Regions from separate parts of the Homo sapiens genome. Here region 2 is linked to region 1. A link is a loop called in an ENCODE intact Hi-C map of the cell type or tissue named here. Cell type or tissue: Caco-2. All regions are shown on one strand. Region 1 overlaps SVOPL (SVOP like). Region 2 overlaps SVOPL (SVOP like).

Region 1 (2,500 bases):
CTCCCAACCTACTTGGGTGCTCTGGGGGGTTAGAGACTTTATGGACACTCACTCATGACACATAGTCCTGAAAGAACAGCTTCTTCTGAGCTTGCTGTTGCAGCAGTGGACTAGTCATTTAAATGAAAACCAGAGGAAAAAACCTCCCAATAGGGCTGCTCTGAAGGGCTAAGGGGCCTTTTCCATTCCCCTTATTAACTCATTAGAAGCGAAGATATGGATAAATGGAGAACAGATGTGTGCCCCCACTGATATCAGACCTCTGTTCTCAACACCACCACAGTAAACTGGACGTGGTGGGGGCATCTAACCAACCCATGACTGCTTCTAAGTCCCAACCTTTAAAAGTTCAAATAGAGCCACTTAGCGGCCTTCCTTCCTTTAATCCTTCTGGGTAGAGATTTCTTAGAACTCTATAATACCCGCATCTCCTTTTACTCCACACCTGGACTGCAGAGGAACAGCTGCAGGCACAGGTACCCTGAGAAAAATGTCCAGAAGATAAGCCTGGAATGTTCCATCAGGGAGGGAAATGTCTGCATTTTCTATCTTGGGTATTGGGAGGGAGATGCCTACTAAAGAGAAACAGTGATAAGGTTGCCCCCAAAAGAATACACAAAAGACAATTCCAAATGCTACTGTGAGGCCCCACCTACCTTCCAGCGGCCATATCTGTCAGCCAGGAGGCCAAAGAGGATACTGAAAACCATGTAGCCAAAAAACACCATCTGCAAGTGGGAGCGAGATAAAACGGTTCTCTAAGCAGGTTTTACATGTTACTTTACCCCGTTAGCCATTTTCACTAGAAGTAGGCTGGAAATACGGGAGGGATGGAAGTTAATTTAAAGAACAGGGTTTCACGTTGGTCTTGCTTGCCCCTGAGGCCCTTCATGTTCAGGATTTCAGCTCCCTGTTGGTGGGAGCCTAACAAGGCAGATCCTGCCCCAGGTGGAAACGGGGTCCTCTGCCGCCCGCTTGTTGCTAGAGGACGGCTTCGGCTCCACTCTATTCAGATGTGTACTTGTGAATTTCCACTGTAATTTTTAAAATTGTCTGTTCATGCGCTGCCTTATACAGTACACAAATTGGGGCCACTAGAAGCAGTCTCCCTTTATGTTATTACAAATAGACATAACTTTAAACACCAAATCCAATCACTCATTTAAAAAACTCTTCAGAACATTCATAAGTCCTAAGATACACCTACTTCTTTTCCTTACTCGTTCTCACAATGGCCTGTCCTCCCCTGATAAAATTCAAGGACCTGGGATTTGACACTAGGGTTTTATTTATTATAACTTGGCCTGAGACCTCAGCTGCTGTCTGTGCCTCTGGGCTCCTTATTTTCCTGCCTTCAAGAAGTTCAGGCTTCACTGCAGCCCTGACTGACGGCCTCCAGGGCAATCAAAGGAATGCTGTCAGCTCGCATTTCTAGGGGAAAACAAAACAAACCAGAAACAGCTCTGTTTCCCTTTCGCTGTCGCTGTTCTGCTTTTTTTCTCCTTCCTTCACTCTTTAGAGGGAAGACTGAAATGCATTTCTCCCACACTGAACCATGAAAAATTCATCATATATATTCTTGCACGACAAAAGCCACGACTGGGTCCTGCACGCTACACTTTCTAGGACAGAAACGTTCCGTAACCCTGTTTGACAGACTGCAGAGACAGAAACCTGTCCGCTCGCTGGGGCTCCAGCTCTCCCTCTGCCTCCCTCACTCGCCCCCAACGATCCTCAGTGGTGCCCCCTTCTTGTGCACCCTACCCTGCCCTCCCCCTCCCCCACCTTCTACCTGGAAGACGTCCTGCCTCCCTCGCGCGCCCCACCTAGCGCGCGCCTAACCCTCCAGCGTCCTTGAGCTCCCATCGGGCACGCGCCTAACCCTCCAGCACCCCTAATCCTCCATCGGACACACCCCTGGCCCTCCATCGGGCGTGCGCCTAACCCTCCAACGCCCCTAATCCTCCATCGGGCACGCCTCTGACCCATTGGGCGCGTGCCTAACCCTCTGGCACCCCGTATCCTCCAGCAGGCGGGCGCCTAACCCTCCAGCGCCCCTAATCCTCCACTGGGCAAGCCCCTGACCCTTTATCGGGCGCGCGCGCCTAACCCTCGAGCACCCCTAATCCTCCATCAGGCGCGCGCCTAACCCTCCAGCGCCTTTAATCCTCCATCGGGCACGCCCCTGACCCTCCACCAGATGCGCGCCTAATCTCCAGCACCCCCGATCCTCCATCGGGCGCGCGCCTAACTCTCCAGCGTCCCTGACCCTCCATCGGGCGCACCCCTGATCCTCCATGGGTGTGCCGCTGACCCCTGATCCTCTCTTGCGCCCTTCCCCCCTCCCCCGCACGCTGCTGCTGCTCACCCCCAGCTCTTCCTCCTCCGCCACCCCGGCGCTCGACCCTTCCCCCCACCCCCGCCCTCGACCCTTCTCCCCAACTCCCGCCCTCGACCTTTCCCCCATAACCCTGACCCTTCCCCCAACCAGCCCCGCGCT
Region 2 (2,500 bases), 61 kb before region 1:
ATATATACATACAATGAAAGAAGAGTCCGCCTTGAAAAAGGAGGAAATGCCATTTGCAACAACATGAATGAGCCTAGAGGACATTATGCTAAAAACTAATAATAAGAAGCCAGGCACAAAAAGACAAATACTGCATGCTCTCTCTTATATGTGGAATCTAAAAAAGAAAAAAAAAATCAGATACATAGAATAAAACGGTGATTACCAGGGGTAGGGGGAAATGGGAAGATGTAGGGGAGAAAAAAAGAAAGTTTCTAATAAATTATTATACTGAGAAGTGCATACTTTTAAAAAATATAAAACATAATTTGATAAGATTGGTCATCCACTTTTAAATGTACACTCTTTGGACCTAGAAATTATTCAATAGACTTTTTCTACAGAATTCTGCTTTTCCCTCCAACATGCTCCTGAGTCCCTGCCTTACTTCCCACGTGTCTCTGCCCTATTGTAGAAGCTCTCTCTAACCACCTCATCACTAGCTCCTTTGCCTGTTTTATGTTTTCATAGCATTAATCATTATCTGATGTATTAACTGACTGTTCATCCCTTGTCCGTTCTCCACTAGTATGTAACTTCAAAGAATCAGACCTTGACTATTTTAAAGTGTGTGGAACATAAAAGGGCTCAATAACTGTATGTTAAATGATTAAAATAGTTGCACATAAGCTGGGCATGGTGGTGCATGCTTATAGTCCCAAATATTCGAAGGCTGAGGTGGGAGGATCACTTGAGCCCAAAGTTTGAGGCTACAGTGATCCATGATCACTCCTGTGAATAGCCTCTGCAGCCTGGGCAACAAAGCAAGATCCCATCTCTTGAAAAAAAATACTCACATGTGGACAAAGGCGTGTTGTGCATAATGTTCAGTTTCCCATTGCTTGTAAATAGCAGAAAAAAATAAAATGCAAACAATGTATTCATTGACAAGGTGATGGCTATCTAATTATGGCACATACATGCCACAGAAATCTATGCACCTACTTAAAAGAATGAGGGTAATCTACATGTACTGACATAAGATTATTAGTGAGAAAAGGCAGTTGCTATATATATATATATATATATATATATATATATATGTAGATGTGTGTGTTTATACACAGACATGTCTACATATATATTCACACAGATGTAGCTATATGCTGTAAAGAGGTGTCTGACTCCATCCGACATTTGCTGATGGCCTTTAAGCCTCACTCCTCCCCCTTCCTTTTGTGTTCCACATCTGGACAAGCTTATGAGAAAGCCTGAGTGCTCCTTCCTTTGGTGCCAGCAGGAGGCTTAAACCACAAAAGCCCCTGCCCTTGCATAGGCACCCTCAACCCCATTTCCACCCCTAACCACAGTCCCCTTCTCTTGCTCTCTCAGGCCATTTCTGACCTGCTTGAGAGGTCTGTCCTGCTCTCCCAGGACCTCAATTTTGTAAAGTAAGGTAAGAAACCTTTTTATGCCCTCTTGGTGTGTGTTCGTGTCATCAGTCTCAACAAGTGAACCAAACTTTGAAAAGGGGGTTATCCATCTGCCTCTGCAGGTCACCATAACACAGATATATCTAGATAGATATACAGATATTCATGGAAGTAACTCTATCTACAGATACACATGCATCTGTATATAATACATATAACATGTATATAAAACACACATCTATATATACATACACATCCACATATATACAAATATGACTGGAACACACACAGACATGCCCAGAGAGACAAAACATATGTATATGAAAGCATCTGGAAGAACTACAGTGATTATCTCTGGCAATAAATTACAGATAATTTTCCCTTATAACTTACAGGTCACATTTGACAGTTTACTTTAGAAACAAGCAGGCTTCCAAATTAATCCATTTTGGGGAGGTCTTGTGATTTGATGGTGACATTCTGTCTCCAAGTAAAGAAACCTATGGTAAATTCCTCACATTGTTGATGTACTGATCAATGTATAACCTGCTGACACTGAATAGGGTGTGGATGTATTTTAAGATCAGCTAAAGCAGGCCGGGTGCGGTGGCTCATGCCTGTAATCCCAGCACTTTGGAAGGCTGAGGCAGGTGGATCAATTCAGGCCAGGAGTTTGAGACCAGCCTGGCCAACACAGTGAAACCCCTTCTCTACTAATAAAAAATTAGCTGGGCATGCACCTGGGGTCCCAGCTACTCAGGAGGCTGAGGCACAAGAATTGCTTGAACCCGGCAGGCAGAGGTTGCAGTGAGCGGAGATTGCACCACTGCACTTCAGCCTGGGCGACAGAGTGAGACTCTGTCTAAAAAACAGATTAGATGAAGCATGAAATTTTACTATCTTGCACATAGACCTTTGTAGCCTGTATGTTGTAATCTGCAGCTAATGAATGTAACCTCTGTATTATACCCTCCAATGAAAAGAGGAAAACTCTGACATGAAAGACCTCCTTCTCTTCTTTTAAACTTTCTTATAAAAACCTTTCTCCTTGTGACAGACTCCAGAACACTCCCAACTTTGTGGTCATC

What was found. A loop is a pair of places that touch in the nucleus more often than their neighbours do. Peaks named below come from ENCODE experiments on the same cell type or tissue, not always from the same donor. Only the 100,000 strongest peaks of a DNase experiment are listed, where the experiment ranks them.
Region 2: a loop joins it to region 1, with 2.1 times the contacts of the local background. A loop is called at or near these places in 2 of 110 quality-filtered maps.

What each region holds. Positions count from the first base shown.
Region 1 is chr7:138,662,418-138,664,917 of GRCh38, forward strand. It overlaps SVOPL (SVOP like), which reads right to left. Exons shown (of 16, transcript NM_001139456.2): 5 at 657-728. Among named protein-coding and RNA genes, the nearest start is that of SVOPL, 38 kb to the right of the region's middle. In Caco-2, no CTCF peak of the experiment used is centred here; DNase peaks (open chromatin) are centred at 550 and 1,394.
Region 2 is chr7:138,601,395-138,603,894 of GRCh38, forward strand. All of the region lies in intron 14 of SVOPL (SVOP like), which reads right to left. Among named protein-coding and RNA genes, the nearest start is that of SVOPL, 99 kb to the right of the region's middle. In Caco-2, no CTCF peak of the experiment used is centred here; no DNase peak of the experiment used is centred here.